Regions from separate parts of the Homo sapiens genome. Here region 1 is linked to region 2. Evidence: read pairs that join two places in POLR2A ChIA-PET (ENCODE). Cell type or tissue: OCI-LY7. All regions are shown on one strand. Links, peaks and the distances in the headings refer to the core of each region. The heading gives the core; the rest is flanking DNA.

Region 1 (6,061 bases), core at 739-5,738, 330 kb after region 2:
ATTTTTGTATTTTAGTAGAGAAGGGGTTTCACCGTGTTGACCAGGATGGTCTCAATCTCCTGAACTCGTGATCCACCCGCCTCGGCCTCCCAAAGTGCTGGGATTACAGGCGTGAGCCACCACACCCGGCCTCCTATTTTCTTTATTGAAAACCTGAGACCAATTGAAAAGCAATAAAACAAGCGTTCGAGAGCTTCTTTAAATCAATACAAGAGCTTCTTTAAGTGGAAATATATATCCAGTTGGTCAGACTCTCCATCATACACTTTGCTTTTTGTTGAAATTCAAAATAAAACTTTCTTTAAGGAAGCCTGGATCTCAGTCTTAAACCCCTAGCTATAAATGTCTCCAACAAAGGGGAAGGGAAGCAACCTAGTCTGAATTTTAATTCAGCCAAATGGGAAACCCATGACCTTCCATTCTCCTCTGATTTTACCATTCTTCTAGGATCCATTTCACAGCTATTGTTCATCTGGGTATAGAATCACTGCTTTGTATTTCAACACCATTGAAAATATGTCAGACCAAGACCCGTATAGTATAATTCTGCTGGAAAATAGAAGTTAAAGGGGTTAACCTGTAGTAGTAGATTAAGATAGTTATGGAAAAAAGGTTAAAGAAATGAGGGTTTAAAAAGCTTTCAACAAGTTGCTGTCACCTCTGGGCCATCCACATAGTAGGTACTCAATATGTGTTGAAGTAAATGAATGCTTCTTTATGGATTGGCTCATTCAACAACCATTCTTTCTTTCAGCATGTGATGGAAAGAAAGCTATCAACTTCATTCCTGAGACTTCCTGCAACACAGGTGGGTGAGCATGATTTAGGTTCCACCATCAGATGTTCACATGTAACCTCTATTGGAACTGAGCCATGGGTAGAAAGGCAGGAGAGTGGACATATATTTTACTAGCATGGATTGTGGCAGGGGTACCATGGTTCTGGCTACATATGTTTGAGGAGCTTGGAGTTCATAAAACAGAGGCAAGCCAGAGCTAGAGATGTAGCTTAGGGTCAGATATGTTAAAGAAAACATTCTTTCATTTTTCCATTTTTGCCTTTTAGTTTTTGAAAATTTTACAGATAATGTTACAGGGATAAAAGAAATTGAAAAAGAAAGAAAAAACCATTATACCATCACTAAAATATATAAACACTTTATTTTTCCCTGTTATCAGTCATTACCCACATTTATACATATCATATAGGGAACATAAGGTTCATATAATTTTCTGATTTCTTTCTCTTAAAATGACATTGTAAATATATACACTCATATTTAATATATGGAAAAATGCAAAAATGACAAGGAACATTTAAACGTGTAAATCTATGCATATAGAAGTCATTTGTTCATTTAACAGTAGGTACCTACTGGTAGTAGGTACAATTCCCTGCTTTGATGATCAACAGTGAAGAAACCACACAAAGTTCATGCCTAAGGAAGATTACATTCTCTAATGGGTTCAACTCCAATGATCCATACATTCTTGTGTCCCTGGGAGAGTCTCACCTTATTTCATTGTCTCATTATAATTATTAATAGCTCTCACTCTCAAGAGTGTCTCAGTTTGGATAATACATTACATAGTCACCCTGGACATAATAGAGAATATAGAGGTGAGGACATATATTAACTGCAGAGTAATAAGTGCTATAAAAATATCCATTCCAGCTGGACACTGAAGATGAAAAAATAGAAATTTAAATGTTTTTAACTTAAAAATAAATATCCTAAAGTAAGGTGACAGTAATTTGGGGAAAGGACTTCTTTCAATTGGGTGGTCAGGGCAGTTCTTTCTGAGGGGAGCACAGAATGAATGACAAGAAGGAGCCAGTCGGATAAAGAGTGAAGGTGTAAGCATTGTAAGAACAGCAAGGGGAAACGACATATCCAGAGGACAGAGAGAGGCAGTGTGGATGAAGGGCAGTGTGCAGGGATGGAAGTGGCCCAAGGGGAGGCAAGGGCTAGGTTTTTAAGGCCCTGCCTGTCGTGAGGAGGAGCTTGGGTTTCCTTTGAAATGCAATGGACAGTCTTTAAAAGAGAGCAGAGTGACCTCACTTACTTGTCTGTGCCAAATGTCTTCAAACCCATAGGCCAGAAAATCACTCTCTGATGAAGCTCTCATATTTAAAAATACTGTGTCTCCTCCAATAAAGCCACAGACACCAGGATTCTTTGGAAAAATATGTTTTTTACCAACACTGGAATGAAAGATAAATTATTACATGAAACATGAAGCTTAAAGTTCTCAGAAGCAGATATATTTATAACTTTTTCCCCTAACGTATTGAAAGATAAAGTGCTGAACTTTAGAACTTTATAACAGACTCACAAATAAATGCAAGGCTTCATGAGTTTTATCAAGCTCTCCTCTTGTCATCAGTGATGGTAGTGAAGGATTATACAGTTTGAAGGTAGTTGGGACAAGTCTCCCGACAAGGGAGTGGTGACTTGGGACTAACTAACTGAAGAGGGAGGGAAGGGCAAGATGCCAGAAATCTGGTGGAAGACCTTGGTAGTAGGTATTCCAGCAGCTTCCAGATTCTTTCTGAGGCAATTTAAAGAGATGCAGCTCAGAGGTGCAACTCCATCCTGCTAGGCTTGGTCTTCTAAGGCCCAGCACTTGGCCACACAGGTTATGCAGCACACCAGAATGCCAGGCTGTAAAAGCTAGATCGAGGGCCAAATTCCAGGTCACACCCTGCTTACCAAACCATGCCAGCTCGAAGGGACACCTCCTCAATTCAGCTCTGCTTTACCTCTCTGCTTATGAATTCCAAGCTCCTGATACACATCTGGTCAGAACCATGGTACCCCTCCACAATCCACGCCAGGAAATTGGATGTCTACTCCCTGCCTTTCTTCCCATTGTTTGGGGACTTTTCCTTAGTTCAGCTGAAGACGGGGTCCTTGTCACACGGCCACGAAAATTTAGGCTTGCAGATTATTTGAAGGGTGAGTAGGGCACGGTTTTATTGGGTGAAAAGGAAGAAAAGGAGAAAAGAGACACCTAGCAAAGCAAGAGAGTGTGCTTCCTGCCCGTGGGCTTCTCAGGTACCACCGAGGAAGAGGAGGGGCAAGGCTCCTCTCCCCTGCAAAAGCTGGACGTTCTGTGGCTCCACCCCACTGCGCGCTCCTTCCAGTGTGCAGGTCGGTCGGAGGCTCTGCCAGGGAGCCCTTCCCACCTGGCTGTCTCACCATGGCTTTGGGAAAGGGCTGTGCCCAGAGGGGATTCTTTTCTATACAACACAAAGGCTTTGTCTGTGCTCAGCAGCCGTGTGTTTAGGACATTTCCTGGGCCTTATGGCCTCTGACAGTCATCCTTTACTGTCTAAATCTCTTAGCAGATGCACCCTCACCAGCTAGCCAATTCTGTCTCCTGGTTCTCACCCTGGGTATGAGACTATGCTGATTTCTTGTTTCAGCAACATCCCGGGCATAAAACAGCATTTTTTGTTATTTACTCACGTAAATAATCAGTTGCTGGAGGCTGTTCTGGAAAGCAGGACACATACAGCACACATAGGAATGAATCCATCCAGCACTGCTCCTCCTTGGAGCCAGGAGTCCCATTAGGGCTTCATCATCTCCTCTGTCACCATTTGGTACTTTTGGTTCTTTCTGTCTCCCTCAAGACTAGTTAAGACAGCTAATGTGTGGATGCAGTTTCGAAAACAATACTTTTCATAGCAGTGGTTTGAGCTAATGGTGTTTTTCATCTCAAAAATGTTTTACAAACATTAATTAAGCTTATGTAGCTCCCTGGTGGGCTTAGGCAGAAAGAATGCCCAGAGAGAGAGAGTTTCCGCTTTTCCTCCAAGCCACAGAAAGTCCTCAAGGAAACAGAAGGCCTGGGGCTTCAGCCCAGCAGTCCTTTGCTTGAAGAAGACTTAACATACCTTTACAACTTTCCTGATGCTCAGAAAATGAAGTCTTTTGTGATACTTCATAAAATGAAATCTCTTAGAATGCTTTGGGTTTTTTTGGGGGGGGGTGTTGCGGGGGTTTGGTTTTTGTTTTGTTTTGTTTTGTTTTGACAGAGTCTCACTCTGTCGTACCTAGGCTGGAGTGCAGTAGTGCAATCTCGGCTCACTGCAACCTCTGCCTCCTGGGTTCAAGTGATTCTCCTGCCTCAGCCTCCCGAGTAGCTGGGATTATAGCCGCCCACCACCACGCCCAGCTAATTTTTTCTATTTTTAGTAGAACGGGGTTTCATCATGTTGGTCAGGCTGATCTCAAACTCCTGACCTCAGGTGATCCACCCACCTCGGCCTCCCAAAGTGCTGGGATTACAGGCGTGAGCCACCGCGCCCAGCCCCCTTGGAATGCTTTGTAAAATGAAGTCCAGCCTGGACCACCTGTCAGAAAGTATTTTTTCTTTATTGTTGTGGCAAAGTATGTATCTATTGATATATTCTTAGTGAAGCAGGGAAACAGAAACTGCAAACCTAAACCAATTCAATAAAACATTACTTATTTCTCAGTAGGAAGAGGGAAAAAAGCTAGCAAGCATGAGTAAGAAGGAAGGATATGAGAGAATAGGAGATTCTTAAAGGCATTCTTTTCATTTCCTTCTTCTGACGCAGAAATCCAAACAAAAGCTTTAGAAGAAACACCTGGAAAAATAGTATCTCCACTTTGAAAATGCAGAAATACAGGCATAATACAATGGTGAAATTTATTCATGGTCATTCTCATCTCAATCAATGGTTCTCAACCAGGTGCTATTTTGCCCCCCAGGGACATCATTTTACAATGTCTAGACATTTTTGGTTGTCACCACTTGGGGAGGCGGTGTAAGGGTGGGCAAGTGGAGTGATACCGGCATCTAGTGGGTAGAGGATAAGGATGCTGCTACAAACATTGTACAATGCACAGGATAGCTCCCATCACCAAGAATGCTCTGACAGTGGTGCCAATGTTGAGGAACCCTATTCTAAATCATTGCCTTGTCAGAGATGGATCTCCAAATCAAGTTGGAGTTTGTGGTATGTCATCCACACAGTTGACTCCAACCCACCCAACTCCAAGCAGGCTCAACATGGTGATGTTTCCCACTACTTGCTCTAGGATACCTTCATTAGGCCTGAAGACCCAACCTGTGCACAGACTCTAAACTCAAACATGTACCTAGCTGCATTCTTGATTTTCTCACACAATCATGGCCATGCTTATATTTTGAAGTGATCCAGGATCCTTTTACTTTTTCTTCTAGTTCATTAAGGTGTAATTGACAAACAAAATTCATATATATTCAAGCTGTACAATGTGATGATTTGATATAGGCATACACTGTGAAGTGATTATCACAAATTAACACATTCATCGCCATATCTAGTTATCTCTGTGTGTATATGTGTGTGTGTGTGTGTGTGTGTGTGTGGTGAGGACACTTAAGATCTACTCTCTTAGCAGATTTCAAGTAAACAAGAATGTATTATTAACTGTGATCATGCTGTATGTTAGATCACATACAGCTGTATGTTACACCATGCTGTATGTTAGATCACATAAGTTCTGGTGAACTTACTCATTTTATAACCAAAAGTTTGTACCCTTTGACCAACATCTCCCATTTTCCTCACCTCCCAGCCCCTGGCAACCACCATACTACTCTCTGCTTCTATGAGCTTGACTTTGTTTAGATTCCACATATAAGTGAGACTGTAGGAAAGTTTAAATTTTTTCCCCTGAAGTTTCAGTCATTTGAGTTTATAAAACAAACTGATAATAGATTATCGGGAAAAACAGGCATACAAATTTTATTGTGTGCACATGTGTATGGAAGTCATACAAGCTCAAAGAAATGGCTAGAGGGTTGACACTTTTATACCATCTTGAGGTTACAGCAAGAATGAGGACTTGGATTATAGCAAAACAGGTTATGGTGGCAAGACAGGTTATGGGACAGAGAGAAGAGGAGGCCTGGCTAGTAAAGGTGGTCTTGTTATGCAGATGAAATCTCACAGATGAAATCTCTCTGAAATCCCTCAGAGAGAAGAGATGGGAGCCTGTGATAAATGTTTCTGCAGGGCCTTTAAAGTGTCAAGACTCCCA
Region 2 (6,061 bases), core at 606-5,605:
TATGGCCTATTACAACAAAACATTTCAAAGAACCTCATAAACGTGAGGATTGATTCAATTAAACTGTACTTCTGGTCTCTGGGATGAATATGACAATGTTTTGTTCATCTCAGAACTGGAAAATTAAGGCCCAGAAGTTGTAAAGATATTTCTCATTCCAAATTCTGCATATATATATATTATATGAATAAATAATTCAAGAGAGTGAGGAAAAATCATATTTTTTTCTCCTTTGAGCTGGAAACAAAAACCCTTTGTACAGATTTTGATGATTCTTACTTCCTCCAAACCTTAGCTTTATTCATATGTTCTGCAAACTAAACCACCATTATGAAACCAACTGAAACTGTGATCACAGGAGGCCATAAATAAATTAGCTAAAGAATTAAAATCCTCCTGGTCAGGGATTAAGCCTTTTATGATCTTTCTCCTCTATGAAAATACCTTAATCTCTCCTCCTCTGAATTTTCCATTTATATTGCTTATATCAACGGTTCTTAATTTTAAAAACGTGACCCCTCTTCTTGCACTCTGAATTTTTATGTCCTCGCAAAAGATATCATAATTCTTTTTTAGAAATTACAACTGTATCTAATAGGAAAGCTAAGGAATGGCATTCATGTGATTTTTTTTTCTTTTCTTTTGAGGCAGAGTCTTGCTCTGTTGCCCAGGCTGGAATACAGTGTTGCGATCTCAGCTCACTGCAATCTCCGTCCCCCGAGTTCAAGCGGTTCTCCTGCCTCAGCCTCCTGAGCAGCTGGGATTATAGGCACCTGCCACCACGCCCAGCTGATTTTTGTATTTTTATTAGAGACAGGGTTTCACCATGATGGACAGGATGGCCTCGAACTCTTGATCTTAAGTGATCCGCCCGCCTCGGCCGCCCAAAGTGCTGGGATTACAGGCGTGAGCCATTGTGCCTGGCCGGGAAAAATACATTTTTGATATCGAATATCTCAGTCCCTTTTATAACTCTGTAAGCCCCGGGGAGTCTGAAATGCACAAGCAAAAATCTCTGGCTGATTTCAGTCAGCCATTTGGGGGCTTATTTGCTTTGTTTTCTAATTGCTTCTCAACATTTAGTTTGAGAGGATAGAAATTAGGCCATTTTTTTCATCTGTTATAGGACTGGCCACACAGTAGTGCTTCAGAAACTAGTTGCTCATTTATTGCTTGGTCCATTCTCTTGATTTTCTTTTGCCTGGGAGGAAACACTGCACTGACCTTTCAACCAAATATTTGGGTGCTGCAATTTTTTTTTTTTTTTTTTTGAGACGGAGTCTCGCTCTATTGCCCAGGCTGGAGTGCAGTGGCGCGATCTTGGCTCACCACAACCTCTGCCTGCTGGGTTCAAGCAATTCTCCTGCCTCAGCCTCCCGAGTAGCTGGGACTACAGGTATGTGCCACTATGCCCGACTAAGTTTTTGTATTTTTAGTAGAGACGGGGTTTCACCATGCTGGCCAGGCTGGTCTTGAACTCCTGACCTTGTGATCCACCCGACTCAGCCTCCCAAAGTGCTGGGATTACAGGCTTGAGCCACCACGCCCAGCCGCAGGCTGTTGCAATAATTTTTTTTTTTTTTTTTTTTTTTTTTTTGCGACGGAGTCTCGCTCTGTCACCCAGGCTGGAGTGCAGTGGCGCGATCTCAGCTCACTGCAAACTCCGCCTCCCAAGTTCAAGCAATTCTCCTGCCTCAGCCTCCTGAGTAGCTGGGATTGCAGGCGCCCGCCACCACGCCCAGCTAATTTTTGTATTTTTAGTAGAGACAGGGTTTCACCATGTTGGTCAGGCTGGTCTTGAACCCCTGACCTCGTGATCCACCGACCTCGGCCTCCCAAAGTGCTGGGATTACAGGCATGAGCTATCACGCCCAGCTGCAATATTTTAAATATATTTTAGTATAAAGTGAAGGGCCTCTGACGTCCATCTAGTAAGAATCGGGCCACATATTCATAGACTGACAGTTTCAATCTTTGCAGACTTTGTCCTTTGAAGTTTGCTTTGCTTTCTCTTTTCACACTTTGGTAGCATCTTTCAGTTCTCTGCTGCTCCAGAGAGGAACATTATGGCCTCTTGATTGGATGGATAAAGGGTCCAGCCCTGACCCATTGGCTGCTAGAAGGGCCAGGGGCAAAAAGATGACCCCATTAACCACCTTTTCCACCTGTACTTCAGTCTTACTTGCAAATTGTTTTTTCTCATGTCTTTTCATCATAGTCTATACAATCATCTTGTCAACAAGTTATCGTAAAAATTGTTGAAAAGGATCTATTAATTCTCAGCCCAGAGGCTGTCCTTTGGATTTCTTTGTGACTATTGCTTTGGTCTTACATGTGGCTGATATCAGCTTGTTTTGAAAATCCAAACACTAGTCCACATTTTCACCTAGTAAAGTCATTGATGCCTTCTTTGTGGCCAGTTATAAGGAGCTTTTTCATCTAATTCATGATGACCCAGGAACCTTACCTCCATGACAAAAATGTTCCTGGAACTCAGCTTCCCAACGTCATCTCTACTTCAGTTCTTTAGGTTGCCAGATGTTGAAGATAAATCACTTTAACTGTGGTTGCATAGAATTGGTTGGGAATCACATGAGTTTCTTCATGTAAAAACTACCAAGACCTCTGCTTTGGGTCTAGATCCTGGTTTATGCTGCCTTCTTCAAAACTAAGGGGAGATGCTGGGACTTGCTGTTAGCTCCATTTTTTTTTTTAATTGCATGATTCTCTGACTTTGCTGAGGAGTTGTAGATCCAAGTTCAAACATACATTGGCAACTACACCCAAATGCAGCCAAGATACAAGGGTCTACATGTGATACAGGGTCTAATTAGCCATGTGACTTTGGACAGGTCATTCTCTCTGGCTTTGATTTTCTCATTTGTAAAATGATGTATTAAATTGGGGCAAAAGTAATTGCAGTTTTTGCCATTAAAAGTAATGAATTCGGTTCTTCCTAATAATTGAATTAGGTTCTTTCCAGGCCCTTTTCTGGTTCTTTCCATTTCTAAAGGTCTATGATGAATAGGCCAACCATGTCATCATGGGTTCCAGCGCAGCACCCTAGAGCCCCACACCTCATTCCTGGCAGGCACGCACATCTCCAAATAGGGCTCCTTAGTTTTTAAAGAAGGGAAAACGGATAAGGAGAACTGAAACCCACATACTTTCAGTTCTGACTTTGTGAGTTTTGAATTTAAATGCTTTCTCATATGAAACAGTGAGTGGGCAGAAGCATTCTACAAGAAGAGAGCCCTGAAGTTAGATGAGCAATGAGCAATCCCTTTCTGTTGGTGATTCTCTTTTGAAACAAAACGCATCACTGCTCAAAGCTCAACTGCCAAAAAAAAGAAAGAAAGAAAGAGGGAGAGAGAGAGAGAGAGAGAAAGAAAGAAAGAAAGAAAGAAAAGAAAGAAAGAGAGAGAAAGAAAAGCTAAGAGTAAGGAGAAAAAAGAAAAAGAGAGAGAGAACCCACCACCCTGTGCGAACAGCACAGCTGAACAAAGGGAAATAGAAGGTAGTGGCATGTGAATCCACGTGGCCCTTTGCCAACCCACTTGCCTCTCACGCTGCCACACTTGCATATATCAGGGTAATTTCTGGGATGGAGGTTTTTACTGAGCACTTGTTGGCAGAGAGATTTTCTCCCAGTCTCATGACGTTCACAAAAAGCTAGTACTGAGAGGAAAAAACTGCTGGGACTTACATGTAATAGCATCTTCCAAGCAGCTCTATAAGATGACTAACATTTCAGCTGGACACGAGACAAAACTTGGCACCAGAAATGGTGGATGATGGTGCACCACCACTGCTTCATGCAGCCCACTATCGAGGCAAGGGGGTCTGAGCACATTGCCTGCAAATAATATGTTTGCAACTTTTCAATTCATTTGAGTCCTGACTTAAAAAAAAGCGTGCCAGGCAAATGATCATCTGCATGACTTTTCAGAAGGTTTTGCCCTGCTAGCCCTTAAATGATATGTGAAAACAAATCAGGGAGTTGGGGCCATCTGAAATGTAGCTTGAGAGGGTAAGAGAAGATGGAGAGACATGCTAAGGGTTTAAATAGGAGGAACCAATGAGGAAAAGCACATGACACTATTATAGTGGAATTTTGCCTTTTTTTGGCCATTCCTGTATTTCCATAGTTGTAACCATTTGTTACAAGCTATTCCTCTGATTTTTTTTTTTTTTGCATCTTATAAAAGTGAGGAGTCTATAAAAGACAACATTTTGTAGGCCTGCAGCCTTTGCATCTAGTTTTTGGAAATAAGTTGTTACTTATCTGCCTATGAATGCCTTCTCCCAGCTTTCCTCGAATTTTTTGAGGGATGAGGAAAAATTAGTTTCCTTTTAAAATACGGAACCCCTGGAGAACATTTGTTTCTCAGAGAATGATAAACAAGGAAAGGGGATGTGATGCATACAGCAAATTTAAAAACATTATCAGGCTGGATGCAGTGGCTCATGAAGCTTGCATTTTAGTGCAAAAAAACAAATAAATATATAATGTGGCAAGTGTATTGCTAAGCATTTTAGAGAAAAGTGAAATAGGATAAAAGGATTAGAGAAGAAATGGGAGGGTGGAGGGTCCATGCTATGTTGTAGGTCATGATTGTAAATACCATTAAGTCTAGTTTCCATTCTCCCTCTGTGCAGATGAAGAAACTGAGGCACTAAAGGAAGACATGACTGCCCAGGGTCTCCCAGCTGGCTAGGCACCCACTGGGAATGAAACCCAGCTCTCCTGACCCAAGACAAGCCCTCTTTTCTCCCATCTCGACACCCGCACTTGGAAATGGGTTGCTGCAGTAGGAATTTGAAGTCTAGCATTTTTTCCCCTTGCAATCAATTGATACTGATTTTCTTATGAGTACAAAATGAATTGTCCAACACCATTCGCATATCAGCTTGTGGCAGCAGTAATAGTCACTAACATTTAGAAAGGGGTGGCATGGAATTCACCTAGAGTTGACTCCCCACTGTGTGGTCAGTTCATGAGCATCTGCCCTGTGCTCAGCACCTTTCACACTGATGTGACAAATTCAGGATGCATCTCCAACTTTAATATGTACATGAGTCACCTGGGAATCTTGTTAAAGTGCGGATTCTGATTCAAGAGGTCTAGGTGGGACCTGAGACTCTAATAAGCTCCCAGGTGATCCTGGGGTTGCCAGTTCACAGACCACATTTTGGGTATTGAAAGTCTAGGTACCTCTGCTAGTTTGCTGAATGCAACTGAGAAAGAAACCTCAGGGTTAATGCTTGCATTTTTCTGTCTTCATTTCTCCATTGTCCTACTCTCCTCCCTTGGAAGGCTCCAGCTTAGAAAAAGAAAACATTATGAAATAGCAGTGCCAAACCTGAATTACAATGTTAGGCATGTAATTATCTGGGCAAAAGCCAGATGTCTCAGACTAGGGTTTAGTACAGCTTGCCAGGGCTGGGTAAAGTTCCTAGATTGAAGACACAGTTGAGACTACATGACATATGCAAGAGAAAAGGGGTACCTGTGCCTGAAACTCTGGGAGGTGAGAAGTGGACAAGGGTTACTGCTGCATAAGTAATTGAGGAAGCTTCTCCTTCCCCACCAGACTGCAAACTGAGATGTTTGCATATTAATCTTGGCCACAGGGGTGACTCGGTCTGTGTCTGCAAATGAAAGGTTTCATCCTTGGCTGTGAAATAAAAATAGCAAATAGCATGTGGCATGCAGGGGCTTTTCCTCTATAAGGGGCTGTCACTGTCCACTGTTTAAAGCCTCTGCTTGAGCCATCTTCAAGGAAGGAGGGTTGTGAATGAGTGGGGGCAGATTGCAGAGCCAGTTCGTAGACAGCAGAGATGCTCCAGGGAAAACCTCCCTTCTCTTGCTGTTTACATTTGCACATACTTACCAGTTTGCCAGAACTTCTTGGTGTCAACAACTTTGACTGAGACTGCGCCACGTGAATGTATCTCCTGGGGACTCAGAAGATAGCTCAGGAGGTAAAGGCAAGGCCCCCGCACTGTGATCTGACTGAGCTTAGGAGAATTGGGCTCCTCAAATCTTTTTGCAAACTCA

The links. Peaks named below come from ENCODE experiments on the same cell type or tissue, not always from the same donor. Only the 100,000 strongest peaks of a DNase experiment are listed, where the experiment ranks them.
Region 1: POLR2A ChIA-PET joins it to region 2 with 5 read pairs; 2 of 35 experiments call an interaction of 5 or more read pairs at or near these places.

What each region holds. Positions count from the first base shown.
Region 1 is chrX:13,337,141-13,343,201 of GRCh38, forward strand. It overlaps LINC01203 (long intergenic non-protein coding RNA 1203), which reads left to right. Exons shown (of 7, transcript NR_045260.1): 5 at 755-808; 6 at 2,786-2,959; 7 at 4,591-4,685. Among named protein-coding and RNA genes, the nearest start is that of LINC01203, 4.9 kb to the left of the region's middle. In OCI-LY7, for the core only: a CTCF peak has its summit at 4,838 (motif pointing left); no DNase peak of the experiment used is centred there.
Region 2 is chrX:13,002,650-13,008,710 of GRCh38, forward strand. No RefSeq gene overlaps it. Among named protein-coding and RNA genes, the nearest start is that of TMSB4X, 31 kb to the left of the region's middle. RefSeq lists a silencer at 1,560-1,609 and enhancers at 2,060-2,119, 3,453-3,502. In OCI-LY7, for the core only: no CTCF peak of the experiment used is centred there; a DNase peak (open chromatin) is centred at 3,222; H3K4me3 peaks cover 910 bases; H3K27ac peaks cover 495 bases.